Regions from separate parts of the Homo sapiens genome. Here regions 1, 2 and 4 are each linked to region 3. A link is an interaction called in ENCODE POLR2A ChIA-PET data of the cell type or tissue named here. Cell type or tissue: GM12878. All regions are shown on one strand. Links, peaks and the distances in the headings refer to the core of each region. The heading gives the core; the rest is flanking DNA. Region 1 has its middle 39 kb from the start of LINC01732. Region 2 overlaps XPR1 (xenotropic and polytropic retrovirus receptor 1). Region 3 overlaps LINC02816 (long intergenic non-protein coding RNA 2816). Region 4 overlaps XPR1 (xenotropic and polytropic retrovirus receptor 1).

The links. ChIA-PET counts read pairs that join two places held together with the same protein. Peaks named below come from ENCODE experiments on the same cell type or tissue, not always from the same donor. Only the 100,000 strongest peaks of a DNase experiment are listed, where the experiment ranks them.
Region 1: POLR2A ChIA-PET joins it to region 3 with 7 read pairs; 2 of 35 experiments call an interaction of 5 or more read pairs at or near these places.
Region 2: POLR2A ChIA-PET joins it to region 3 with 8 read pairs; 2 of 35 experiments call an interaction of 5 or more read pairs at or near these places.
Region 4: POLR2A ChIA-PET joins it to region 3 with 5 read pairs; 2 of 35 experiments call an interaction of 5 or more read pairs at or near these places.

The regions. Positions count from the first base shown.
Region 1 is chr1:181,132,917-181,137,375 of GRCh38, reverse strand. No RefSeq gene overlaps it. Among named protein-coding and RNA genes, the nearest start is that of LINC01732, 39 kb to the left of the region's middle. RefSeq lists enhancers at 1,363-1,412, 1,732-2,315, 2,023-2,442, 1,610-2,809. In GM12878, for the core only: a CTCF peak has its summit at 1,809; a DNase peak (open chromatin) is centred at 2,545; H3K4me3 peaks cover 1,493 bases; H3K27ac peaks cover 3,655 bases.
Region 2 is chr1:180,806,601-180,811,059 of GRCh38, reverse strand. All of the region lies in intron 6 of XPR1 (xenotropic and polytropic retrovirus receptor 1), which reads right to left. Among named protein-coding and RNA genes, the nearest start is that of LINC02816, 98 kb to the left of the region's middle. In GM12878, for the core only: no CTCF peak of the experiment used is centred there; no DNase peak of the experiment used is centred there.
Region 3 is chr1:180,907,346-180,911,804 of GRCh38, reverse strand. It overlaps LINC02816 (long intergenic non-protein coding RNA 2816), which reads right to left. Exons shown (of 4, transcript NR_185877.1): 2 at 3,514-3,602; 3 at 3,034-3,113; 4 at 1-2,932. Among named protein-coding and RNA genes, the nearest start is that of LINC02816, 3.0 kb to the right of the region's middle. In GM12878, for the core only: no CTCF peak of the experiment used is centred there; DNase peaks (open chromatin) are centred at 2,154, 2,464 and 2,734; H3K4me3 peaks cover 1,421 bases; H3K27ac peaks cover 772 bases.
Region 4 is chr1:180,846,481-180,850,939 of GRCh38, reverse strand. All of the region lies in intron 11 of XPR1 (xenotropic and polytropic retrovirus receptor 1), which reads right to left. Among named protein-coding and RNA genes, the nearest start is that of LINC02816, 58 kb to the left of the region's middle. In GM12878, for the core only: no CTCF peak of the experiment used is centred there; no DNase peak of the experiment used is centred there.

The sequences.
Region 1 (4,459 bases), core at 159-4,158, 230 kb before region 3:
GACCAGCCTGGCCAACATGGTGAAACCCTGACTCTACTAAAAATGCAAAAATGCAAAAATTAGCCAGGCGTGGTGCTGTGTGCCTGTAATCCCAGCTACTCAGGAGGCTGAGGCAGAGAATTGCTTGAACCCGGGAGGCAGAGGTTGCAGTGAGTTGAGATCACGCCACTGCACTCCAGCCTGGGTGACAGAACAAGACTTCATCTCAAAAACAAAGAGTCCCATAGGTGATCACCTTGTGTGGATGAGAAGCAATGACTCGGGGTTGGCGAAGAAGACGGAAGGCCCTAGAAGGATGGAAATACAATCTGAAGGGAGGTGTATTTTGGAGGCAGGACTAACCATTGGCATATTGTTGTTGTCAGACTTTAGGACAGTGTGTGAAGGAGCATCTCACCCTGGGAGTCAGAGACACTGGGGTGAGGGAAGTGGTCACGCATCCACAGAGGTGAGGAGCTGCTCAAGGCAGGCCCCGCTGTCTGTGTGCGTGCTCCGTGTCTCTGTGTGTGTGTGGTGTGTCTATGTGTCTGTGGTGTGTCTGTGTGTGATGTGTGTCTGTGTGTGTGGCGTATGTCTCTGTGTGTGGTGTGTCTATGTGTCTGTGGTGTGTCTGTGTGTGATGTGTGTCTGTGTGTGTGGCGTATGTCTGTGTGTGTGGTGTGTCTGTGTGTCTGTGGTGTGTCTGTGTGTGTGGTGTGTCTGTGTGTCTGTGGTGTGTCTGTGTGGTGTGTCTATCTGTGTGGTATGTGTGTGGTGTGTCTGTGTGTCTGTGGTGTGTCTGTGTGTGGAGTGTCTGTGTGTCTGTGGTGTGTCTTTGTGTGTGTGGTGTGTCTATGTGTGTAGTGTGTCTGTGTGTGTGTCTCTATGTATATGATATGTTTGTGTCTGTCTGTGGGGGGTATGTCCGTGTGTGTGTCTCTGTGTGTGTGTGCACACGTGCGCACAATTGAGGGAAGAGCTAAAAGCCTTCCAGAAAAATCCAGTAGGGGTTGGGGGTGGAAAGAGGCAGGCTTCGCCAAATACTAACAACCTGAATATTAAAAGAAGCTGTGCCTCTGGCCATGACATCATCGCTCCCTTCACAAAGTGTCCAATGGGGCATTTCCTGGTCATAGCAAAGGAATGGTGAAAATCAGCTGCACATCACAGCTGAATTGCTTTCTCCTATTGTTTTCTCATAAATATGAGGTTCTGAGCTATAGGTGGGCATTTCCAAGCTAGCTTCAGAACTGTGCCTCCATTCCCACAGTAATTCTGCAAGGCAAGGGGTTCTGCGTTCCTAACAAGCGGTCTAGAAATAAAGCCTTGGGAACAACTCAGAGGAAGTCACTCGGCCTTACACAAATTGCAGGCGGAGGACAGTTCCCTCTTTTGCAGATCACACTGTCACAAATCAGCTTTTTCTTATAAATCAGCATCTCTGCTGCTTACTCATGTTCAGCTTGTGGCCAACTATGACACTCCAGGAATTGTTTTCTTCTGTAATTTGACCCAGGAGGGTTTGAGCTGTAGTTTTTATGCCGGTTCGTAGTAGTATGGCCCAGAGGAGCCATCACAGGCAGCATTCTGAAGGAGTCTTTTAGAGAAAGCTGCACCTCCTTATGAACAAAGGCTAAAGAAAGTTTATTATCTTGGAATCCAGGGTGAAAACAATTCAGTTTTTTAAAGATCTATAAAAGTTACCCAAGGCTTCTTAGACCCTGCCAGTCTGAGACACAAAAACAATAGAAATCCATATTTGCCTGGCTCTGAACCACACCGCTGCAGCTCCCCCACCCCTAGAACCCCACCCAGCAGTTCCAGATGTCCCCACAAGGGCTCTCAAGTTCTCCAGAGAGGACAGTAGTCAGAGGCTCAGACAGGCAGGGACTCCAATGATGACTGGTGACGTGAGCCTCAGTTTCCTTATCTGTAAACTGCAAAATGTAAAATCTGAAAAGCGGAGATAAATCTCACTTCATGGTGTTGTTCTAAGGACTAAACGATCCAATATATGTAAAAGACCTAAGCCCAGTGCCAGGCATCTGGTAAGTAGTCAATAAATGCTACCCACCACTACTACCAGCCACCCCCATTACAGCCTCCTCATCAATACCCATCCCTGCTCCGGCTCGCCTCCCTCCCGACTCGGGCGTTCTCTCCATGCCTCAGATCCAGTCACCTCTCCCAAGGATCTCCTTGGTCTTCTCAGGAACCTGGCCAGCCTGCCCCAGCAGACATGCCCGGGCATGCCTCCCTCACCCTCAGCCTCATGCTGGGCTGCTGCCACGCAGATGCAGACACCCAGGGACACACAGGCAGAAACACCCCACTACAGTCTCGCTGCTCTCTGTCCTTGCCTGCCCCTCCCATGGGGCACACCCATCCCCAGGCTCCCAAGCTGGGGGACCAAGGCTCTGAAGAAACTAGCGCCTGGCAGGGATGGCACTGTGAAACCACAAGGCTGTTTAAGAGTCACGGTCACTGTCAGGGGGCCCACAGGAGAAGTCAGTAGTGAAAGCCAAACACAAAACACCCAGGATGAAATCAGGCAAATTGGAGAAAGTAGCTGGGGGCACAAGGACACTTGGGTGGAAGACAGAGGAAAGATGCGGGTCACATAGCAGCTTCCCCTAATTCCCACGCTCCTCCACCCCGCCTTGAAAATCTGGCATTGTCAACACAAAGCCGGAAAAACCCTGGAGGCAACAATCTCAAACCTGAGACTTAATAAATGCCAACTCTGTCATTTACAGAATGACCTTTGACAAGTCTCTCTTCTTCTGGGGGAACCACAATTTCCTCTTTTTTTTTTTTTTTTTTTTGAGACGGAGTTTCACTCTTGTCACCCAGGCTGGAGTGCAATGGCACGATCTCGGCTCACTGCAACCTCTGCCTCCTGGGTTCAAGCAATTCTCCTGCCTCAGCCTCCCAAGTAGCTGGGATTACAGGCATGCGCCACCACGCCAGCTAATTTTGTATTTTTAGTGGAGACGGGGTTTCTCCATGTTGGTCAGGCTGTTCTCGAACTCCCGACCTCAGGTGATCTGCCCGCCTTGGCCTCCCAAAGTGCTGAGATTACAGGCGTGAGCCACCACGCCCGGCCCACAATTTCCTCATTTCAAAACAGGAGAGCAGCCCAAATGGCATGAATATCTGCAGGCAGGCCCTGGCCGCTGCCCTTACCTCAGCTGCACTCATTAATTCACCTTCCCTGAGCGCCTGCTCTGTGCTGGGGGCCACTAGGCCTGGGAAGCAAAGGCTGAAGGCTGCTGGAGAAATCTGGTCTTAACCATTCCCACGCAGGCATGTGGGCAGGCAGTGCGGGCTGGGTGTGCAGAGAATGCACTGAATTCACCTACAGGGTCTGTCGCCTGAGCCTCTTGAAGGAACACAGGGAATTCAGGTAGAGAAGGCAGAGAGGACATTCCAGGAAGGGAAATGAAGGTGGGGAGGGAATGACAAGTGTGGGGTTTCTCAGGGTAGAAGAAGTTGTGAAGCGAGGGGTAGCAGGTGTGAGGCTGGAGGATTACGGCCATGTGCTCTCTCAGGAGCCTGTGGGAGGTGGGCGTATCCCATCCAGGCCAGGAGCCGCAGGAACCTGTCTGTGCCTTGGGTCAAGGTCATGCTGACTGCCTGAGCAGCAGGGGCCTGGTTGGGCGATCCCTGGAGAGGCAAGGGGCCAGCACAAGGTGGTGGCAGTGGGAACAAAGAGATGGAGAGGAGGGGAAATGGGGAGAAGCTGGCTCTCTGTAGAGAGTGCCACTGGCTCAGTCAGTTCAGGGATGCAAAGCAGACTCATTTTAAAGACCTGCTGTTCCCTTCTTCCCACTATACTCAGCAGCTTCAACCCCTCACTCCCTTGAATAAGACCAGCCTGTAATTAGCAAACCTCAGTAAACAAACCAGTGGTAGCGTCCTCAGCCCAGGCTGCAGGTTAGCCTCATATGGGGAGCTTGGGAACTTTTTAAATGCCAGTGTCCATGACCTTCCCCAGACCCAGGGAATCAGAACCTCTAGGGATGGGGGACTAGACTGCTGCATTTTTTTCAAGCTTCCAGGTAATTCTAATGTGCAGCCAGGGTTGAGACCTACTGGGCAGGCGTCTTTAGAATCGCTGGTTTCCTTAAGCTGATGATCTTCTAGTGCCTTAGTGAGGTGGGGATGCTGTCTCATCCAGGCCTTTGCTCCTGCTGTTCTCATTGCAGAGATCACTGTTGTCCCTTTCCCCCTGCCTGGGTCAGTTTCCTACCTACCTCAGGTCTCAGCTGAGGCAATATTTTCTCTGCAGAGGCACCCCCAAGCTCCCCAAATCTGGGTCATGGGCTGCTCCTATACTGTTCTTGCCTGTTTACGTGTCTGTACCTCCCAACTCTTACCTCTTCTGGGGTGGGGGGGATTTTAGCTTAGCTATCATTTATCCGACATGGAGTAGACACAATATACACACTTCTTGGGTGAGAAAATGAATGAATGAATC
Region 2 (4,459 bases), core at 216-4,215, 100 kb after region 3:
GTAATACAAATAAAAGCACTGAGTATTAACAACTATTTATACAGCATTTACATTGTATTAGGTTTTATAAGTAACCCAGAGATCATTTAAAGTATTTAAGAGGATGTGTACAGGTTATATGCAATAGTATGCCATTTTATAAGGGACTTGAGCATCCACGGATTTTGCTATCCACAGGATCCTGGAACCAATCTCCAACAGATACTAAGGAACGACTATATATATACACACATATATATACATATATATACACATATATACATATATACACATATATATATACATATGAGTTTTGTAAATAGGAGAGAGTTAAGATGCAATTTCATTTTTACAATGAAATTGTAAATTTTTAAAGTCAGTATTACTCAGAGTTTGCACATTTGGTACAACAGATAAAATTAGAGACGATGACGGAGACAAGAACGCTTACTTTCTGATAGTACTTACATTATTATACTGAGGTAGCATTTTTTTTTTTTCTGAGACATGGTCTCGTCCTATCGCCTAGGCTGGAGCGCAGGGGTGTGATCACAGCTTACTGAAGCCTCAACTTCCCAGACTCAAGTGATTCCCCACTTCAGCCTCCAGAGTAGCTGGGACTACTGTGTGTGCCACCATGCCCAGCTAAGTTTTGTATTTTTTGTAGAGATGAGGTTTCACTGTTTTGCCCAGGCTGGTCTTGAACTCCTGGGCTCAGGCAATCCACTTGCCTTGGCCTCCCAAAGTGCTGGGATTACAGGTGTAAGCCACAGTGTGCAGCCCATACTGGGGTAATTTAAAGTAAATTTTTCAGGATATACGAGAGGTTCTTAAGAGACTGATATATCCAAATCTCCCGTGTATGTAGGCTCAAAAATATTATCTATTATAATTTAATTTTATATTTAGAAAGCGATTTTTGAAACTTCTGCTTTCTAAAATAAATATGTAATAGCAAGTGCCTAAGATTGTAAAGTGATGAGAAACACAGAGAGAGATAATCTTATAGACTTAAATATTTGCTGTGAATGTTATAAAATTTTTTGTTGTTAGAGATGATAGTACATTTCAGGTATTTTGTTTTCTAAAAACCTTCAAAAACAAAGCATTGAGACTCCCCTCTGTCTTATTATTACTTAATAGAGTAACAGATTCTAACTGTATTGTTAGTTTCTGACTGAAAGCATCCAAAAGATGGTCATTTGTCTTTTCCAAAGATAAAAAGTTACCTTTAGTTTCAAAAATTGTTTAATTTATCATATATACAAAAGAATGCATATAATTTATTTGGACTGTTAGAAATGAATAATAAAGTGAATCTATAACTACTATCCATATTTAGAAGCTGAACATTTCCATTAACTTTGAATTCCCTATTCCTCCCTGATCCCAAAACCTTCCCTCCGCACCAGAGATAACCACTTCCACATTTTCTTTAGCTTTACCATCTCTACAGGCATTCTTAAACACCCTAATTTTTTGAAACTAATTTTAAAATGTTTATTCAAAAACAACTGACATAAAAAAATTGCACATACTTAAAGTATAGAATTTGTGTCTTTTCTCTCTGGATGCTTTTAAGATTCTTCTCTTTATTTCCAAGCAGTTTGACAATAATATGCTTAGGATTTTTAAAAACTGCTTTACTGACTAAGTTGATATACAATAAACTGTATATATTTAAGGTGTACGATTTGATAAGTTTTGAAACTGCATAAACGTCTACAAAACCATCAGCATAATCAAGACAAAGAACATATCCACGACTCCCAAGAATTTCCCATGTGTCTTTGTAATCCTTTCCTCCCAGCCTACCCTACCCCACTCTATTCACAAGCAACCACTGATCTCCTTTCTGTCACTATTTATTAGTTTGCATTTTTTCTGGAGTCTTAGGTTAATGATATCATATAGTAGGTACCTTTTTTTTCTGCTTTCTCTCCACATAATTAATTTGAGGTTTATCCACATTGTTACATTTATCAATCAGTTATTCCTTTTTATTGCTAAGTAGTGTTTCATTGTATGGATATACCACAAATTGTTTATCCATTCACCTACTGATAGACATTTGGGTTGTTTAGATGCTATGAACATTTGTGTAGAAATCTTTATATGAACATATATTTGCACTTGTCTTGGGTAAATACCTAGGAGTGTAATAGCTAGACCATATGGCAGGTGTACACTTTTAAGAAACTTCCAAACTGTTTTCAAATGTGCTTATTCATTATACATTTTATATTCCACCAAAGCATATTAGAAAAGAGAGTTCCTACTCCTCCATCATTAGTATGATTAGTCTTTTTTAATCATTCTAACAGACAATGTATTATCTTACCGTGGTTTTAATTGGCATTTCCATAATGCCTAATGATATTGAGCATTTTATCACATGCTAATTTGCCACCTGTACATCTGTGAAGAACTGTTCAGGTCTTTTGCCCATTTTTAAAAGTTGGGTTGATTGTTTTCCTTCTATTGAGTATTGGAGTTCTTTATATATTCTAAATATAAGACCTTTAACAGATATGTTTTATAAATATTTTCTGCTAGTCTCTTGCTTTTCTTTTCATTCTCTTAATATGTCTTTTGAAGAGCATACGTTTTTTAATTTTGATGAGGTGCTTTTGGTGTCATTTCTAAGAAATCTTTGCATAACCCAAAGTCATTAGGACTTTCTTCTATATTTTCTTCTAGAAATTTGTAGTTTCCAGTTTTCATTTAGATCTATGGTACATTTAGAACTGTATGTTGTGAAGTATGGATGAAAGCTCATTTTTTTTTTTTTTTGGTATATGGAATTCAACTGTTTCAGCATCCTTAGTTGAAAATGCTACCCTTCTCCACTAATCTGCTTTATATCTTTATCAAATATCTGTTGTTCGTAATATGTTAGTCTATTTTTGGACACTCTATTCTGGTCCATTGATCATTTGCCTACCATGACACTATTACCACACTCTCTTGATTACTGCAGCTTTAATAAGCTTTCATAAGGTAATGTTAATCCTTCAATTTATGTTCCAAAGTTGCTTTGGCTATTCTAGGTCCTCTGCCTTTCCATATACTTTTCTTTTTTTGGAGACAGAGTCTTGCTCTGTCACTCAGTGCAGTGGCGCGATCTCGGCTCACTGCAACCTCCACCTCCTGGGTTCAAGTGATTCTTGTGCTTCAGCCTCTCAAGTAGCTGGGATTACAGGCATGTGCCACGAAGCCCAGCTAATTTTTGTATTTTAGTCGAGATGGGGTTTCATCATGTTGGCCAGGCTGGTCTTGAACTCCTGGCCTCAAGTGATCCACCTGCCTCAGCCTCCCAAATTTCTGGGATTACAGGCATGAGCCATCGTGCCTGGCCTCCATATAAATTTTTAAATCTGCTTATCAATTTTACAAAGAAGTCTTCTGAGATTTCTGAGCTGGAACGTATTATATCTATAAATCACCTCAGGAAGAAACAACGTATCTTTAAAATACTGGGTGTGTGCAATATACCCATGAACATAGCATCTCTCTCATCCAAGTCTTTAATTTTGCTCAGCAGTGTTTTGTAGTTTTCAATGTAAAGGCCTTACACATCTTTTGTCAGAATTATTACTAAGCATTGTATATTTTGATGATATTATAAACAGCATTGCTTTAACATTTTTTGATTTCCAATTGTTCTTGCAAGTATCTAGACAAATGATTTTACATATTGGTCTTGTATTTGGCAACCTTGCTAAACTCATTTGTTAGTTATAGTAGCTATTCTATAGATTCACTAGATTTTCTACATAGATCATCAAGTCACTGGCAAAACCCCACTGGTTTTACTTCTTCGTTTCTACCCTGAATGTCTTTTATTTCTTTTTCTTCCCTTACCGCACTGGCTATAATCTCCAGCACAATGTTGAATACAGGTGTTAAAAGTGAATACCCTTTTTTGGGCCAAGTCTTAGGGAGAAAGCATGCAGTGTTTACCATTGAGTATGATAATAATTGTAGAGGTTTTATTTTTTTTTTAATAGATGCCTTTCATTAGGCTATGGAAGCTCTGTTATTGATTTCTATTCCACTGTTGTCTGAAAATATACTTTGCATGACTTAAATCCTTCTATATTTATTGAGACTTGTTTTATGACACAGAAGATATCACTTAATAAATTTTCTTTTTTTATAACTACTGTGTAGATATCATTTAATAAATGCTTTTTTGGAGTAAGCTATATAGCAATCCAGTATATCTGAACCCACCAGATCATTTTTTTTAAATCACATCTTAATCATTTGATGATACCAGTAAGTTAACATGTCAGTAAGAATAAACAAGAAAGTACAGTATGAGAAGAGAAAGGTGGAAGACATTATAATTCAGAATGAAGTAAAATATAGCATATAATGTTTAAAAAACTAAAATAAGAAAAATAGCAACTACTTATAAACTTTGGCTGAAAATTTTTTTAAGATAATGGGGCCAGCTAAATACTGTGTTGATTAT
Region 3 (4,459 bases), core at 284-4,283:
GACTGGCGTCTTGGCAATCTAGGAGCTTGAGAGATTATCCAGTGCAAACCCTCTGTGTCACAGTACAGGCCCAAGGTTACGTCAGAGGCTTCGAACCAGAGCGACTCCATCTTGTGTGAGGGCGAGGAAAATGAGGCTGGGACTTGCTGGGCCACATTCCCAGTGAGTTAGCTATACCCAGCTTCTAGATATTTACGGTTAAGAGAACAAATTAATAACGTTTGCTAAACAGACCCAGACTTAGGAGTGTCCTGATATCCTGATATCTTGAGAACAGACTCATTTGTAATTATGCTTTAAAGTTAATAATATCGATTATTGCAAAATATAGTAACTAAGAAAATTAATCCTTTATCACAAACCCTTGTAGCACAGCACATCTCCCCATGATCCTTTTTTATCCTGTGTAAGCGAGTATTGTACCCAGGGTGGATGCGTTCCTCCTCGTACTTTCCAGAACTCCCTCCTCTGTCTATGGAGTAGCTGTACTTTCACCACTTTACTTTCTTACTAAACTTGCTTTTGCTTTGCACTGTGAACGCACCTTGCTTTTTTTTTTTTTTTTTTTTTTTTGAGACAGAGTCTTGCTCTGTTGCCCAGGCTGGAGGGCAGTGGGGCGATGGATTCTCCCACCTCAGCCTCCTGAGTAGCTGGGGCTATAGACATGCACCACCACGCCTGGCTACTTTTTGTATTTTTAGTAGAGATGGGGTTTCACCATGTTGCCCAGGATGGTCTCGAACTCCTGGCCTCAAGTGATCCACCTGCCTCGGCCTCCCAAAGTTTGGGATTACAGGCATGAGCCACCACGCCCAGCCTTGCCCTGAATTCTTTCTTGCGAGAGATGCAAGAACCCTTTCTTGTGGTCTGGATTGGGACACCTCTCCTGTAGCAGTTACACAGCTCTGGTGACAGGTGGTCTCCAGGGTCCTGGGTGGCCTCTTCCCTCCCCGAAACTCACCATGTTCCCAGAACAAGAAGTTCCTTTAACAAAGCATTGACTGCTTTTGCTTTTTAGTATTGATCGCTTCACAGAGTGGTGCCTGCACTATTTGCAGTGGGCATACTGGCACCAGGCATTGGCTAAGCAGTTTAAATTCATTATCTCGTATTTCAGCCTTAAGAAGTAGGCAGTGGCTATTGTCTCCTTTTCTTTTTTTTTTTTTTTTTTTTTTTTTGAGACGGAGTCTCGCTCTTTCACCCAGGCTGGAGTGCTGTGGCGCTATCTCGGCTCACTGCAAGCTCCGCCTCCCAGGTTCACGCCATTCTCCTGCCTCGGCCTCCCAAGTAGCTGGGAATACAGGTGCCCACCACCGTGCCTGGCTAATTTTTTGTATTTTTAGTATAGATGGGGTTTCACCGTGTTAGCCTTGATGGCATCGATCTCCTGACCTCATGATCTGCCCGCCTGGGCCTCCCAAAGTGCTGGGATTACAAGTGTGAGCCACCACGCCTGGCCTATTGTCTCCTTTCTATAGACACTGAGTGTAAGTGAACGCCCCAGGATCCACAGCTGGGTAAGCTGTAGTCCAGCCTCCTAGAGTCCAGGCCCTCATGCCAGTACACTGCACAGTGCTGTCGCCAGCATCTGCCTGTTCAACATGGAAAGATTTAGTTTAAAAAAAAATCAAAAGATTTGTGAAAAAAATCATGAAGTGCTGTGATACTGAAAATGTGCTGGCACAGTGGCTTGGCCCTTCCTGGCTTTCTTATTCCTGCCGTCTAAGTTAAAAGCCCCTCAAGACTCCTTCTTCTCCTGCATGCCCAGTGTTAAGCCTGACAGCAGCAACACTGTTACTATTATTGGGGGCATCCTATGAGCTAAGGTACCCCACATAGGATCTTTTGCATCTTTACAACAACCATGCAAAATAGGTATAGTGTATCTCCACTTTAGTGATAAAGAAATCGAGCTGCAGAGAGGTTAAGTAGCTTGCCCAAGGCCACACAGCTAGTATAGCTAGAATCTGAACCCAGCTCTGTCTGGTTCCAAGATTTTCTGCCTTGCTTCCTCTTTTATAGAGGCACCTCTGAATTCAGACTCCACGGCTTCTGCTCCCACCCTCCCCCAGAAGTTAATGATCTATAAGGAAAGTTTCTGAAAGTTCCAGCAAAGGTTTAATGTTTAAAGAAAACCTGCCTCCCCCCAATCTTTTGAGATGCAAATAATCACTTTCAGTTTATTTGGGTTAAAGTTTTTTTTGTTTTTTTGTTTTTTGTGCGAGGGGAGTAGGGTGTTACATCTATATTGAGGCCTTAAAAGCCACCTGTCCTAAAGATACCCATGAGCACGAGCAAACCCTTAGAATGCTGTTGAATTGTGACATCTACATGTCGAGGGCATTCTTGTTCATCTGGATTCTGTTTGATTTAGCAGATATATGTTGAGCTCCTAGATATGTCAGAGACTGCAGAGACAAAATTTAGCACCACAGACCCTACTTTTGAGGAACTGGGGAGTTGGGGAGGGGCAGGCACACAAACTTTCTATATATGTGCTCCCAACCAGGTCAGCATAAGGTGGTGTAGGTTGCTCACAGAAAAGGCTAGATTGAGGGGTGTGTGTTGGGTGAGAAGGGGTACCACGGAGAACTGGGTCTTGGAGAATGAGCAGGAATTAGCCAGACAGAGGGGGAGGGGTGAGAGAAGACGTTTCAGGTAAAGAGATGAGCATAGATGCAGGCTCGGAGGTGTGAAACTGCCTGGTTTCAGTGTTACTAAGTGTAAAATTTAACCCAGGAAAGACAGGGGAAGGATGAGGTTGCAGAGCAGGGGAGGTTGGGTCTGGTGAGGAGCTTGGACCCCACCCTGTGACTGGCAGCCCCTCGGGTGTGGTCTTGACCAACACCTTAGCCCTTGAGCTGGGCACATAACCATCTTATTTATTTCCTTATGCGTCAGACACTTTCATTATCATCTTCTGGAGGGAGTTCTAGGAGGAAAACAAATACAATGTAAACAGTGATCACAAAGCCCCTTCCTCTGCTGAACAACTAGGGAAATGGACCATCCCAAGAAGCCCCTTTGACTTACTGTGAGTGAAAACACAAGCCTCATCCTTCCTCCCAACTTTCCAATGTGCTCTGAACGTTGGAAATACGGCGCCATGTGAGCTGTGGAAACCAGGTTTCACTCAGGATGAAGGGAAAAGTGAGGGAGATGGTCCTTCCAACTCACACCATTAGAGCAAAGTGGGGCAGAAATGGGGTGGGGGCACACTTCTACCATCCCTCGACTGTCCAGCCTAAAGGAGCTTGTCCAAATGGAAACCTGCATTTCCTGGTGGCTCCTGTCTTGCTCATGGGAACATGGTCCAAGGAGGCAACTGATCTGAGCAGCAACTGCTGAGGATCCCATTGCCAGCCCCAGGCCTGCCCTCATCACTTCCTCCAGCAGAGGAGCGAGGGCGCGTGCAGGGTCTACCATGTAGCTGCTTCCCCCCTCCCAAAACCCTCCCGCGGCTCCCCTGTACTCCCCACCGCGCTGCTGGGAAGGCTGATTCTGAGGCCTCACCTATGCAGATTCGGGTTCCTTAGGTTGGAGCAAGGCCCAGGAACCTGTTTCCTTCCAGGATTCCCAGGTGATGTTGAGGCCCGGTCAGTCTGGGGAAGCACAGGGCCTCGAGTTAAAACTCAAAAGCCTTTGCATGGCACATGGGTCACTCCAGCCTCATCTCTCATCCCAGCCCCGAGAGCCTGCCCTGCTTCCTCAACATATTGAGTTGCTTCTAGTTCCCTGACTGGTGGCACCGAGTCCTGTCTCCTTGCCTTTGCCCAGGCATTCCTTCAGCCTGAAGTACCTGCTTCACTCCACACACACACATCCTGCTGTGGACTGAACTGTGGCCCCCTCCAAATTCTTATGTTGATGCCCTAACCCCTCCGTGGGATAGTATTAGGAGGCGGGGCCTTTGGGAGGTGATTAGGGTTAGAGGAGGTCATGACGGTGAGGCCCCCAGGATGGGATTAGCATCCTGACAAAAAGAGACCCCAGAGAGCTCTCTCCCTGTGCACCCTCACCACCATGTGAGGATATAATGAGAAGGCAGCTGTCTGCAGGCCAGGAGGGGAGCCCTCACCAGCACTCCACCGAGCTGGCATGTGACCCCCGACATTTGCCTCCAGAACCGTGGAAATAATTTCCTGTGTTTTAAGCCACCCAGTCTATGGCGTTTTGTTATGGCAGCCCGAGCAGACTGACATCCCCATCCCAACTTGGCTGTCTCCTCCTAGACCTTCCACACTCAGCTCACATGTCACCTCCTCAGGGAAGCCTTCCCCCACTCCCTCCACAGCCCTCACCTGTCAGATCACCTGCTTCTATCAGAGCACTTGTCCACAGTTGTGCACATCTAAGCCTGTGTGTCTCCCACTTCACAGAGACTTCTTTCAAGCAGCACCGTGTCTGATCCTTCCTGTGTCCCTGGCCCCTAAGAGGTGCCCACCACAAAAAAGGTGTG
Region 4 (4,459 bases), core at 154-4,153, 61 kb after region 3:
TTGCCCACGCAGGAGTACATTGGTACAATAATAACTCACTGTAACTTTGAACTCCTGGGCTCAAGTGATCCTCCTGCCTCAGCCTCCCAAGTAGCTAGAAATACAGGTGTGTACCACGACACTTGCCTAATTAAAAAATAATTTTTTAGAGATGAGGTCTCACTATGTTGCCCAAGCTAGTCTCGAACTCCAGGCCTTAAGTGATCCTCCCAACTTGGCATCCCAAAATGCTGAGATTACAGGTGTCAGTTACCATGCCTGGCCAGGATTCTATACATTTTACACAGTGTCTCAAGTGCTCATTTTATGAAAGCTTCAGGTAGTACATACATATGGGCAGAAACTTTTTTCTTAATTGAACTGAAAAAAGTGATAAACATAAGCTAAAATTATAGTCATTTAAAAATGGAAATAAGATTGGAGTACATCTTTAAGCAGCTATAATACAGAATATAGTAATCAGAATTGAATATAAAATAAATGCAGATCACAAAGATGTATTCTAGAAATGTGAGAAATAACAATATGTATTCCATATTATGGTTAGTTAACAAACCTAAAAAGGGAGTGAGAAGAAATATAATAGGAGATAGGCACAGAGAGAAGGAAAGCCAAAATCTCTTCCACGTTTTCTTCATACAGCCTGCCAATATTCTACACCAGTAAAACATATCAGATCTAAAAAATCCATCTGAAACAATTCTAAATATCAGAGTAAAACAGTCCAAAACTGTGATGCCTTTTTATATAAACCTTCATTTCATTTTTCTTTTAAATAAAATATTTTTAGAAGTAGAGTAAAACCTGTATTATCTCAAATGCTACCAAAAAATCAAAGTCAGTACTTCTGAAACACCTACTCACATATTTACTGTGGAATCTACTTCACCAACTGCAGTATCAATCCACTTTGAGATATAATTAAAAATAAAAAATTTCAATAGTCTCTAATGACTTTCAGCAGAATAAAAGCTGATGGGAGAAACAAAATCTTTTTGTTGGTGGGGAACTCCTGGGTCCCCTTTCTTGATGTGCTTTGTGGGTGTGCGCACGCATGTACCTGTATTGAGACTTCCACTGAAGTATAACTAACACTTGACTGTCTCTGCTCTGCTTTCTCATTCCTCTCTATGAAAACTTACACATATGTCCTTAAAACCTCCTTATGAAGTGAGTACCATTATCATCAGGCAACATGCCCAAGATTCATTGATCCAAAGCCCACACTCTCACCCAGTATGCTTTATTGCCTATGTACCATTCATCACTTGACTGCTAAGATTTTACAAATAGTTCAGTAGGAGGAAGTAGTATTCAAATCTACTTTTATTTGTCTCTATATTTGCTCAACACCACATCTGTTTACAACATCTGTTGTTTGCATGCACTTAATGTGTCCTCAGTGAATCACCTTTAGCAGAAGACATGGTAAAAATGCAAATTTTGGATCGCCCTAATCCTACTCAATTAGACTGAAGGTAAAACCCAAGATAATGCATTTTAAAGCAAGCATCCAAAGTAATTCAGATACACACCAAAATTTGAGGATCACAACATTATAGCACGCTGCCTTGTAGGAAATAACTTTTTAGAGTTAAAAAAAGGAATGAATCTAGAGTCAAAATTCTGGTTTTGCTACTTACTGTCATGTGACCTTGCGCAAGCAAAATGAGAATAACACCTGTTTCCTTTCTTTCGGAGTTGGTATCAGGTTCAAAATGACATAATGTCTGCCAACACATGACATATTTGCAAATAGCTCTATCAGACTAATAGAATGTAAAGAGCTAAAGGGGCCTTAGAAAGTCTAGGCCAACAACTTAAAAATTTTTTTTACCTTTAATCGTGATTCTAGTCATTGGTCTAAGATACAGAGTGACATATTATACGCACATGTGTGTATAGTATTTTGCTATACTTAGGAAGTATTCTTATATTCTTTCTTAAAAAATTAACAAACATCTCCTTGGCACCTACAGAGCTGACCACATGGCTTTTCTCCTTTGGTTTAGTGATATGGTAACATTTAATTTTTAAGGATTCCTAACACTGAATTATTTTTTGCATTACTAAAATATCTTAGTCATGGTATATTATTCTTTTAATATACTGCTCAGTTCTAGCTGCAAACATTTTATTAAGACTTTTTATAATGTTGGTGGGAATGTAAACTAGTATAGTCACTATGGAGAGCAGTATGGAGGTTCCTCAGAAAGCTGCATATAGGAACTACCACGTGATCTAGCAATTCCACTACTTGGCATTTCAGTCCAAAGAAAAAGAAATCAGTATAACAAAGAGACATCTGCAGTCCCATGTTTACTGCAGCACTATTCACAATAGCCAAGATAAAAAAATCAACATAAGTGTCCAACCACAGATAAATGGATAAAGAAAATGTGGTGTATATACACAATGGCATACTATTCAGCCATAAAAAAGAATGAAATCCTGTAATTCCCAGCAAAACAGATGGAACTGGAGTACATTACATTATGTGAAATAAGCCAGGCACAGAAAGTTAAACACCACATGGTCTCACTCATATGTAGAAGCTAAAAATGTTAATCTCATAGAAGTACAAAGTCCAACAGAGGTTACAAGAAGCTGGGAAGCATAGGGGAGAGAAGGATAGGGAGAGATTTGTTAAAGGATTCAAAATTACATCTAGATAGGAGCAATAAGTTCTAGTGTTCTATACCACAGTAGGATGACTACAGTTAACAATAATATACAGTTTCAAATAGCTAGAAGGATAGTGAGTGTTACCAACACAAATGATAAATGTTTGAGATGGATATCCTAATTACTTTGATCTGATCACATATACAGAACATCACTATGTACCCTATAAATATGTATAATTATCTTGTATCAATTTTTTTAAAGAATTTTTGTATGTATATTAATAAGTAACATTAGACTACAGCTTTATTGAGTGTGATATTTTTCAGAATTATGCTAGTTTTGTAAAGAGAAATAAGATGCTTTCCTTCTACGTTTCCAAACGGTTTAAATGGCACAAACCATTCCTTGAAGGTTTGAAAGGTTTTACAAAGTTTCACTTGTGAAAAAACTGTGGTCTGACACTTCAAAGACAACTTTCCCTATTCCTGCAATAGTTCTTAGTCCATAATTTAGAGTGTCTGCCTTCTTGCATTTATCTTGTTAATTTCTAATTTCCTAAAAATAAATGGTCCATTTTATCTAGACATTTACTCATAATTATTTTAAATTCTTCCACATCTATAATGAAAATCCCTTCCCTAATATTTTGCATGTGAGTTTTTTCACGCTTTCATCACAGATGGTGGAGAGGATATCAATACCAATTAACACCAGTTATAGTGTATTTACACAACTTAATCTTTATAATAAACTTATGAGGTGGGAATTATTCTCTCAATTTTACTAATTTTAAATCAAAGAAATCTAGTCACTTTCTCAGGGTAACATAATTAGTAAGTGGCTAAATTAACCTAGTCCTAACTCCAAAGCCCACATTCTAGTTCTCAATGTGAAAACGTGCCTTTCACTAAGATGGTGCTTTTAAAATTCTTACTGGAAGAAGGGTTGATTAAATTGAGAAGAGCTAAGTATTTTGCTCTTTAGGTAAGAAATACTACTTTCTGCAATAGAAAGTTTAATGACAGATTTAAAAATTAATTTCAAATATCAACTTTTTCAGTTGAGAAAGGAAACAGAATTAGTCTAATATTCATAAGTGAGAAGACTATATAACAGATCTTAGAGTTTCTGCCTAATTTTCTTCAGTGATTCAGTCTTTTCTATACCAGCTATGAAATGTGTTGTGTAGACTTCAACATTCTACTTTGGGAGATATTTACTTCGTTTGAGAAGATTCCTGGTAAGGATAAAATAGTTACAAGTAGTACAATTCTACCTTTAAAAGAAAGATGTTCTGGGGTATTATTCAGAAGCAACTAAAAAGTATTTAGAGAGAGGCCTGAGGAGCCCACAGGAGAGGAACAAGTAGAAATACAAATGCTACTTATCAATGAGATATTTAGGTAGATGTTTTATTTTCCTTCCTATTAAGTGGCATCATTTTTTTTTTTTTTTACTATGTGAAGAAAATATTGTGTGTAGTGTACGAAAAGTTTCTTCACTCTGAATATTTTCATGAAAACCGTATCTTATACCTATCCAAAGTATCAATGAAATTAAGTATTAGCCAGGCACCGTGGCTCACACCTGTAATCCCAACACTTTGGGAGCCCGAGGCAGGCAGGTCACCTGAGGTAAGGTCAGGAGTTTGAGACCAGCATGGCCAACATGGTCAAACCCCATCTCTACTAATAATACAAAAATTAGCTGGGTGTGGTGGTGGGCGTGTGTAATCCCAGCTACTCAGGAGGCTGAGGCAGGAGAATTGCTTGAACCTGGGAGGCAGAGGTTGCAGTGAGCTGAGATCGTGCCACTGCACTCCAGGATGGGT